Regions from separate parts of the Homo sapiens genome. Here region 1 is linked to region 2. A link is a contact called in ENCODE Hi-C or POLR2A ChIA-PET data. All regions are on one chromosome and are shown on one strand. The core of a region is the stretch at or near the end of the contact, and the rest is flanking DNA. Distances in the headings are between cores, read along the strand shown.

Evidence for each region. Hi-C counts contacts between places; a loop is a spot of excess contacts on that map. ChIA-PET counts read pairs that join two places held with the same protein, here RNA polymerase II (POLR2A). Pooled maps may share reads with other maps.
Region 1: a map of PC-9 shows a loop between it and region 2 (9-fold over the local background). The contact joins the enhancer-like site here to the promoter of KITLG in region 2. A Hi-C loop is called at or near these places in 3 of 168 maps with a recorded cell type or tissue (Calu3, PC-9 and mammary epithelial cell) and 6 of 50 pooled maps. POLR2A ChIA-PET finds 5 or more read pairs at or near these places in 5 of 52 experiments (AG04449, AG04450, GM12878 and 2 more).

The regions. Positions count from the first base shown.
Region 1 is chr12:88,297,001-88,302,343 of GRCh38, reverse strand. No RefSeq gene overlaps it. Among named protein-coding and RNA genes, the nearest start is that of TMTC3, 160 kb to the right of the region's middle. Within about 2 kb of position 3,548, at least 5 of the 41 ENCODE cell types and tissues checked have a DNase peak (open chromatin) inside an H3K27ac peak, as active enhancers do; they include GM12878, PC-9 and mammary epithelial cell, where a contact is called at or near this core.
Region 2 is chr12:88,578,164-88,583,198 of GRCh38, reverse strand. KITLG (KIT ligand) reads left to right here and starts at 2,728. Exons shown (of 10, transcript NM_000899.5): 1 at 2,728-2,935. The coding sequence starts at 2,921. It overlaps LOC105369885 (a long non-coding RNA gene), which reads right to left and starts at 2,663. Exons shown (of 4, transcript NR_188177.1): 1 at 2,589-2,663; 2 at 1,061-1,202. It also overlaps the pseudogene RNU1-117P.

The DNA.
Region 1 (5,343 bases), core at 2,299-4,798, 280 kb after region 2:
AAAAATTTGTAACCAAGATCAAGTCTTGCAAGGAGCTAGGGAGTACCTGAGAGCTCCTAAGAACCAAAAACTGAAGGTAAACTAAATGTAAGCGGAAATGAGCAAATACATTATAACATTAAATGGAGTATGATGCGCCATTAAAATGATGCTGTAAATCTATGCTTTTTGAAATCTAAATATGTTTATGTATATGTATATGTTTAGAAGTTCTATGATTAAAGCAGTTGTAAAGTAGTTTTACAGTATTAAAGACTTTTAATTATTTAAATTAAAAGGAGAGAGCAAGAATGTATATGTCTTTATGTGTGTGTATGTCTATTAAAAATTTCAGAAATATACATCAGAGTGTTAATACTGGTCATTTTTGTATGATAGGATTAACAATAGTATTTTAAAATTGTTTATTTTTGTCATTATCTAATATTTTAAAAACATATGTTTATTATGTATTTGGGTGTAAAACCCATGAGGACATTTCAATTTTTTTAAGTTTGATTTAAAAAAATAAGCTTACCTATAACATTTAAATCTGCTTCTGAATTTGTTTGGATCATTCCTGAACAACAGTTGAAATAAGACCTATATAGATGACAAAGATTAGGGGGTAGAGTTTGTCATTGGCTTTTTAAATGTGCAAACTTGAATCAAATTAGACTTCTAGGAAAGATTATGATATGACTGCATGTTTACATAGCACACTAAACAAAATAATAAGAGCAACAGAAAATAATAAAGGAATCTTCATTCATAAGTAAATTAGTAAATCACCAAAATCCCTTACTAAAGAATCTGAAACATATTTACCAATTACAATAATACTTCCTCAAAATAAAAGGAAGGGGCTCAGCTTTGGCATATAGCTTCCCTAATTAAGAGTAAGATGCTGTTTGGGAAGAAAGTAAGGAATACTCCTAAAAATTCTTTACTTGGAGATAGGATCTTTTGCAATTTGAATGAGTTTCAGGAGTAATGTGGGTCACCATTTTGGATTTCTTAGACCATCAGCTCGGTGAGGTCAGGAACCATAATGTTTTTGTTAACAACTTTATCCCCAGTTTCTGGTACATAGTAAAGGCTGAATAAATATTTGTTGAATAAATGCCTGGAGTTGTTTCCCCTCCCACATAATGGCAAAAGTGGAAGGAGAAATGAAATGGCCATGTCATTTTAATTTAACCCAATCTAGTTTCACAACTAGTAAGAAACAACTGCTCAGCCACAAAGCAAAGTTAGCCAAACAGACATAAGTAAATATTTATCCATAAAACAAAACTATGAACCTAAGAGCACAACACTGATATGGGAACCTGCCAGGATGACCTGAACTAATCCCTCTAAAATGAAGGAGCAGCCAAACTCTGGGAGAGTTAAGGTTTGAAATTACTAAATCTCATGCTTTTAATCATTGTGTTAGGCTGCAATATTTTCTAAAGAAGACGAATTAATCTTCCCAATGACTAAATTACAATAACATACTTGTTGAAGGTAACATTTTACTAAAATACTGTTTTGCTCTTCTAAATGGCCCCAAATTAATCAGAATAACTTTTCTGATGCAAAATCCACAGGTTTAATAAAAAATTGGTGATACAGGTTACCTCTTAAGAGACCGTGAAATAGCTACTTGAGACAGTCAGGAAGTCAGTGTGGAACATTATAAAGATCTGAACCCAACTGTGTCTTATGCATTAAGCAGTCACAGAGTTCCACTGGGATTTAGAATGGACTCCGGATCTGATGACCTTGCCTTCCAAGAATATTTTTCCACATCTTAAATTCTATACTTGTTGTCAAGATCCAAGCTCATCAAAATTCATGACTCATTTAACAATAAAATCAATTCATTTGTCTTTATTTTATTACCTTATCTGTGTGGGAAAACTAAATTAGAGTCTTGTGTCAGCCAAGATCTTCAAGCAGAAGCCTATTTGATACGGACGTAGGGGATAAATAATAGTAGGTCTGGCCTACCTGTTAAACAACCAAAAATTACTCTAATGTAAGAAAGTTACATTGATTAGATTACTAAGATAACACTTACTAAGATTAGATTACTAAGACAACACATTACTAAGAAGTGAAAGGCTTGGAGCCATCATTCTACTTTGACAAAGGCTAGGGACAAAGGCTGTTCTGGGTCTTTGGCATCAGAAAGAAGCTCTTGGATGTTCTCTGAAGTATCAATATTAGCTATCCTAGCTTCAATTACCTTCATTCTCCATGTGGCTCTCTTCTAGTTTCAAATTTCCAAGAAAGAGAATTGGGTTGGTCCAACTTAAATTAGACATCTTTATCCTTGGTAAATCACCCTGGCAAGAGTTTCTTTGAGGCAGGAGGTGGTAGTGGCACAAACATAGCTATAGGGTAGAACTGTGAGCTGAGTCATTGCTCCAGTACATATTACTGCAGGGGGATGACCACGTGGTCAGTGCATGTGTTTGTGGGGGTAGAAGGAGATAGTGTTAAATTATTCTTGGAACGTGGCTTAACCACTGTTGGGTTTGCTCTATGACAAAATCAAGTGGCATAGTCATATCTGACTGATATGAATCAGCAAAATGGAAATGGGGCGAATTCTGCAGCCTTGACCTATGACTAGGTTTCAGTATTAGAGTTCTTTCCACCCTCTTTAAGCTCGTGTTGATAGAAACAGCCATCATATTTTCTTTGCTTCACATTTCTCAGGGTTACTTCATAAGAAGTGAGAGCTGATTTCCCATTGACTCATGCATTTCCATATTTAGCTCATTAGGTGCAGGAAGTCTACATCTTGTTGGTTCAATGTTTTCATTAGGAATTAGAAATTTTCAGCAATTACTTGCTGGACAATGCACAATCATATCTATATCTTTTACTCAAAATGGTATCTTCTGAACTTACATTCCAACATCTTGTAATTTTCAAATCTTTCCCATTTGTAAGGTGAAATGATCATAGTAATATACTTGTAAAACTTCCCTTATACATGAATATCAGAAAATATATGTGGCAAAGTGTTTTAGTTATCTATTGATTCATAATATTTTATTTCAGAATTGTCTCAAAAAACTCACACATTTATTATCTCATTCCATTTATTATCTCACTCTGTGGATCAGGAATGCAAGTACGCTTACATGAGGTTGTAGCGATGGTGTCAACTGACACTATGGTCGCATTTGAAGGCTCAGCTGAGAGGGGAAATATTTCCTAGCTCCCTCACATGGTTGTTGATAGGATTCAGTTTCTCATGGGGTATTGAACTGATGACCTCAGCTCTTTACTGGCTGTTGGCTAGAAGCCTCGCCTGTCCCTTGTTAAATGATTATCTTCTTAGGGAAGCTATGAAAAAAATCTCCATGCTAGTTGGCTTTTCTTAGAGTGAGCAAGTGAGAGAGCAAGAGGGTGCCAGGACAGAAGCCACAATGTCTTTTTATCCTAATCTTGTAAGTGACATCTCATCACTTACTTCTGCCACATTCTATTCATTAGAAGTGAGTCACTAAATTCAACCCACACTCAAAAGGAGGGGAACTCCAGGAAACAGAAATCATTGAGAGTTCTGTTAGAGGCTGCCAGCCACACCAGGGAACTGGAATTACAGGTATATTCTGACATTTAAGAAACAAAAGAAAATCATGAGATAAAGAATAATAAGGTAACAACATTCAAATCGAGGAGACTGAGAAAAAAAATGAAAGGAGTTTACTATTATGATTCTATTAACCAAGAAGAAAAGTAGTTTGATTAAAAAGACAGATTTTCATTGGCAAGCATGAAGAATTTCACATTTACATCAAATATTCACTTGGCCACAGATTTTTGTATTAATTTGAAGAGTGTGCTTAGCTGCCCTCTATAATGGGCAGCTTCCCAAAATGACTTGTGCTGATCAACAAAAAGAGTTAAGTAAATATACTGTCAATAAAGAGAAGCCTTGTAAAAGAAACTCAAAATGAAAAATACAAGGAAAATGTGAAAAAATTAACATTTTTAACAAAGCAAGTTTATAAGAAAGATACATAGGGAAAAAAGGCAACAATTTAATCAACTTACACTGTACAAAAGCAAAGTATTTTATTTCAAGAGATACTGGGCTTTTTCAGCTTTACAGGAAACTGGCCAATTATACCTCTTCATATGAAAAACAAAGATAACCAAGTCCCATGAAGATAAGCCTGGATAGACTGTATTTAGATACATTAACCTTCTTAATGAACTACAGACAGTCCCTGAATTAAATGATTTTTTTTTTTTTTACTTTATGGTGGTTCAAAAGCAATACACATTCAGGAGAAACTAGACTTCCAATACTTATACAACCATTCTGTTTTTCACTTTCAGTGAACTATTCAATAAATTACAGGAGATATTCAACACTTTATTAGAAAATAGGCTTGATGTTATATGATTTTGCCCAAATGTAGGCCAATATAAGTGTTCTGAACACATTTAAGGTAGGGTAGGCTAAATTATGATGTTTGCTAGGTTAGGTGTATTCGATGCATTTTCATCTTATATATTTTCAACTTGCAATGAGTTTATCAGGACATAACCGCAACATAAGTCAAGGAGCATCTATACTCTGATATGGATACCCAAAATGAAAGCTGTATGGGATGGGTGGTATAGCTGAGAAATAAACATAGAAAAAGAAAATGAACAGACACTGGAAGGCCAACTCAAAATATCCCATTTGGATATGTAAAAGTCAAAAAGATATGTTTTACTTAAGAATTGGCAGATAGTCACCAGGCGCAGTGGCTCACGCCTGTAATCCCAGCACTTTGGAAGTCCGAGGCAGGCGGATCATGAGGCAGGAGTTTGAGACCAGCCTGATCAACATGGTGAAACCCCATCTCTACTAAAAATACAAAAATTAGCCGGGTATGGTGGCACGCGCCTATAATTCCAGCTACTCGGGAGGCTGAGGCAGGAGAACTGCTTGAACCCGGGAGGCGGAGGTAGCAGTGAGCCAAAATCGCGCCACTGCACTCCAGCCTGGACGACAGAGTGAGACTCTGTCTCAAAAAAAAAAAAAAAAAAAAAAAAAAAAGAAATTGGCAGATAGTCTGTCTGTCTGTCTACACTACTAGTTATCCTGAAGTTTCATCTCTCAGATGACAGGAAGCAGTTTAGTGTTTTTTATTTAAAGGGGAAGAACAGATAGGTAAAGCCAACAATGATATTCTGGTGCCCTATCTTGGAAATATGAAAAAAAAAATTAAGTATGTCAAAAATTTTCAAATCAACTCACCAGAGAATTTATAGGAATAGAATGGCTGAAAGTTTTAAGAAGTTCTCAACAAGCCAACGGCCCCAGTATTCCTCACAATTCACCAAAATTCACTGAATGCCTGC
Region 2 (5,035 bases), core at 1,479-3,978:
AGACAGAACTGAGAGGGAAAAAAAATGGAAAGAGGGAGAAAGAGAGAGGAGAATGAGAATGCATTGTAGGAGATGAACGTAGCATGTATTATTGAGTTGAATGAAAAGAAATTGAACTGAATTTCTGTTAGGAACACTGCCTTGTTTCTTTAAACCTGGTACAACAAATTAGGCCATTCCTTTCTATTGGTCTCATAAAATCCGTATGGTTAGATTTATGATTCCCAGGCTTCAGTAACTCTCATACCATTTTGATTATTTTTGTCGTATCTGTCCTCCTTTAGTACTACTTGTTATTTACTTAATGTTATACATGAAAGTGAGTTTATATTGACACTAAATATTTCTTTTCTTGGGGGGAAAATGGTGGTAAAGGGGTACAAAGTTTTAGTTAGACAGGATGAATAAGTTCTGGAGATTTATTGTACAGCATGATAACTACAGTTAATGTACTGTATACAGTTAACCCTTGAACAACACAGGTTTGAACTGTATGGGTCTACTTATATGCAATTTTTTTTTCAAACTCAGATGGAAAATACAGTGTTCTAGAGATGTAAAACCCATGTATAAGCAGGGCTGACTTTTGTGTCTGCACGTTCTGCAGGGTTGACTGTGGGACTTGAATATATGTAGATTTTGGTATACCTGAAAGGTCTAGGAATCAATCCCCTGAATATACTGAGGTACTCCAAAACTACAAAGAGTAGATGTTAAATACTCTCAGCTCCCAAAAATGATGAGTATGTGAGGTGATGGATATACTATTTAGCCTGATTTAATAATTTCACAATGTATACATAAGCAGAACATCACATTGTACGTGGTAAATAGATACTATTTTTGTCAAATATAACTTAATAAAGCTGGAGAAAAAAAATAAAATTCTCCACTTCAAAAAAGCCTTAAAGGGGCCGGGTGCAGTGGCTCACGCCTGTAATCCCAGCACTTTGGAAGGCTGAGGCAGGCGGATCACCTGAGGTCAGGAGTTCGAGACCAGCCTGGCCAAAATGGTGAAACCCCGTCTCTACTAAAACAACAACAACAACAACAAAAATACCTGGGCGTGGTGGTGGGCACCTGTAATCCCAGCTACTTGTGAGACTGAGGCGGGATAATCGCTTAAACCTGGGAGGCGGAGGCTGCATTGAGCCGAGATTGCGTCATTGCACTTCAGCCTGGGAGACAGAGCGAGATTCCATCTAAAAAATAAAAAATAAAAATAAATCTTGAAGAAAAAAAAAACAATCATTTGCTATGCCTCCAGTATCCAAATTAAGCTCATTTTGATATTTGATGTTCGATATATTTGTACTAAGAGTACCTAATGTATAAAAATCTTTCTAAGCAACTATCAACTTGGAATCATGATTGATGTGCTGTCTATACATATTTTTTCTAACATGAGAAAGTGAGAACGCAGTCCCCCACTAAATTATGCAGTCGAGTTTCCCACATTTGGGGAAATCACAGAAGTCAGCACATCTGGAGTGAAATAAACAAGCTTCGCCCTGATTACAGGTTTGGCATATTCATGTTTAACAAACGCACCGGAACTAATTAAAGCAAATTTGGACTCCTACTCTATTATTAAAATAACTAATTCCTAAACTCATACATTATTCTTTCTTTTAAAGATCACTGATGTTAATGTTCAGCTAATATTTTCTTTTAAAAAATTAATGAAATGCTTTGGAATGTTCTCCAGTTATACAAACAAAAACAGACACATTCTGGAGAATCAATAAAATATTTGAAGTATTTTTTAAGACTGTACAGCTGGAGCTCCAGGTTTAAATTAGAGCTCTGCCATTTACTAGATATGGTTGGTCAAGAAAATTAACCTTGTATTTCATCGTCCATAAAATGGGAATAAAATAATAAGATCTACACTAATAGATTTGATGAAAGAATTTAATGAGATAATCTATGCGAAGTTCTTAGTCTGGCACCTGGCACATGAATAAGTGCATCACATAATGATGTTAGCTATTATTATTGTGGTTGCATTATCTTTCCGTTCAAAAAAGTACAACTTTCAAAGCCTTGCTGTGTTGGCGACCTGTAGTTTAATAATCTATCGCTTCTCTTTCAATCTTAATTTCTAAAGACACAGTAACAAACCATTCCAAATGAAGCGTCTCCCCTTGCAATACTTAACCTTGAGTCAACAATTCTTGTAATTATTAAATATTCATTCACTAAAGTAATTGTTTTTTTTAAAAAATAGAGGTGATAGGACAATGGCCTAACTACAGATCGCAATTAAACTTTATTTCTCTAAGGCAGGCAGGGTGAATTCTTTGCTCCGAACCTCCCGGACTCCTCTCCCTCTCCGACTTTGTATAACAGAGGGAGCTCCGAGCCCTCTCTGGCGCGCGAGGTATTTCGTCTGTCCCCGGGGGTGCCAGGTGAGCCCCAGCGGATCCGGGAGGGTAAGCTGGGACTCCTCGCGAGCAGTAGCTGCAGGGTACCAAGCTTCGCCCTCTGCGTCCCCGCGCCTTCGCGGTCTCCCGCCAGTGCAGGTCCGGGGCCCCCAGGCGAGCGGACAAGGTTGGCCTAATCTGCCAAACTTCTGGGGCATTTACCGTGCTCTGGCCGCCCTCCCGATTCTTCCCTCCGCGCCCTTGCCTGCTTCTCGCCTACCCCGGGCTCCGGAAGGGAAGGAGGCGTGTCCGGAGCAGGCGGGCGGGAACTGTATAAAAGCGCCGGCGGCTCAGCAGCCGGGCTTCGCTCGCCGCCTCGCGCCGAGACTAGAAGCGCTGCGGGAAGCAGGGACAGTGGAGAGGGCGCTGCGCTCGGGCTACCCAATGCGTGGACTATCTGCCGCCGCTGTTCGTGCAATATGCTGGAGCTCCAGAACAGCTAAACGGAGTCGCCACACCACTGTTTGTGCTGGATCGCAGCGCTGCCTTTCCTTATGAAGAAGACACAAGTGAGTAGGGCGCGCCCGGGAGCTCCCAGGCTCTCCAGGAAAAATCGCGCCCGGTGCCCCGGGGAAGCCGGCGCTCCCTGGGACTTGCAGCTGGGGCGTGCAGGGCTGTGCCTGCCGGGTGAGACAAGAGGATGCGGGGGAGGCCGGCGTGGTGTGTGATCCCGAGCCGAGCCGGGTGAGCCAGGGAGAAAAGGAGTGGGAGTGCTGAGAGGGAGCCAGTGTCAAGTTTGGAGCCTCAGCAGTTAAGTTTTGAGCTGTCAGTCGGAAACCGTAATTCCCGTCTGGTGGAAAGATTGGCTTTTGGGCCATGGAATGTTAAGTTATCACGGGAAGGCATGTCTTTGCATAGGAGACGGTTTTCCCGTGGATTCCAGGAGATTATGAAACAGCACCCCACGCGCCACCCTCACTAGCTCTCTCACTCAGATTTATTTGTGTAGCCCCGAGGTGGGCGCCGGGCACCAGGAGCGGCGCGAACGCGGGTGCAGCCGCGGGAGCGAAGCCAACGCGGAACTCCTAAGCGGCAGCTCTCGGCGGGGCGGGAACCTGCCCGCCTGCCCGGGAAACTTGGCTCTCGGCGGTGTCTGCCTAGTTTGCAGCTCTGTGTGGGCTCTAAAGAGCTCTAGTACCTCCACAATGCACGCACCTTTTTCCATTTCAAAAGGGATAAAGGCTTTTTATAAAATAGGCACCTCTGAATGATAGTGATTGAGATAATTCCCAGTGCTGCTAAATTCTGCATTATACATAAAGCACTGTGGGTAAAGCGCTGCCTGGGGGGACAATTAGATTTTTTTTTCCCTTGAAGAAAATACCTGGTTCTTCGTTTAGAAAGGGCCGCCACGGTGCCCCTATCCACAGTTCTCTTCACCATTGTTGATTGTTACCTCCTCTCACTTTCCCCCTTAGAAATTGTTATGTGTTATCTGCCGCGGTTGGCTAAGGGTTGCCCTTTCACCCCCCAGAGGTTCTGTTGGAGATTGCAGTTCCTGAAATGTGTGGAAGGGGTGGAAGTGGTGGGGAAAAAGGAAACCGGGGTGTTTGTACACATCGTTGGTGTAGAATGAAGGCATCAATGTGCTCAAAATGCTTTATCAAATGACCTGCTTAGCATCATATTTTAAACAGATATCTAGGCCTGCAAAAAGTTGCAAGACTCTAGCCCCTTGTACCGGTGTGGTAAAAGGCAGGGGAAAGGGACATTGCCTGGCTAAAAGAGGCTTGCATAGTCTCTAGAGCACTCTCTAAGAGAAAAGACGCGATGTGCCTCTCCCCTCTCTTACAAGCAGGTTAGCTTTCAGGCAAGGCATTGAGCACCGCACCTGGAATCACCACAGCGTGCTGTCGAAATGCAAATGTTAAAGATTCTTGCAACAAAAGAAAAGTTTTATTGTAATCTCTTGATTTAGACAAGCTTTCTGCGAAATTATAAGAAGGGTAGAGACCTATTCCTTCTTATAGTAGCATCTGCTCCCATGGATGGTGGTGAGATCTGGGGGAAGAAGCTGCTACCTTCTAGTTCAGGAAAAGAGCCTAAACCTTCCTATTTAAACAAGAACACAGGAGACAGATAAGGTTAATGTCCAACACTCCAAAGCCAGGGGATGTACTATCAAGTCACTTTGAGAGGCAGTAGGATTGATTATCCTTGCACCCTTGCTTTGCAAAACAAATGTGAGCTCTGTAATCTCCTTTCTCGCTTTGATTAAATGGCTGTGTAAATCGGATTACATGGAATAATTCCATTGAAAACTAGAAAGAGGTCAATCTAGTCTGAAACATTGTGACTGTGGCATTAGTGACTCAGTGCTGCCGACCAGAGAAATTTGAGAAAGCTAAGTATTTTAGATATGTGACCTGTTCGGTCACACATCACACAAGTTAAAGTGCAGGCCCTTTGGGGGAACTTGCTGATGTTAAACGGCTTGTAGGCAAAGGAGGGCAGTACCCTTGTTGAATGAAGGCATTCATTGCCTAGGATCTAATGACCTTCAAGGTTTTTTTTAAGAATACTTCTAGCGATTCCACAGTCACTGAAAAAGGGGACACTGGAAATAGCCCAAAATCAATAAAATAATCTGCAGAAATGGAGGAGGGGAT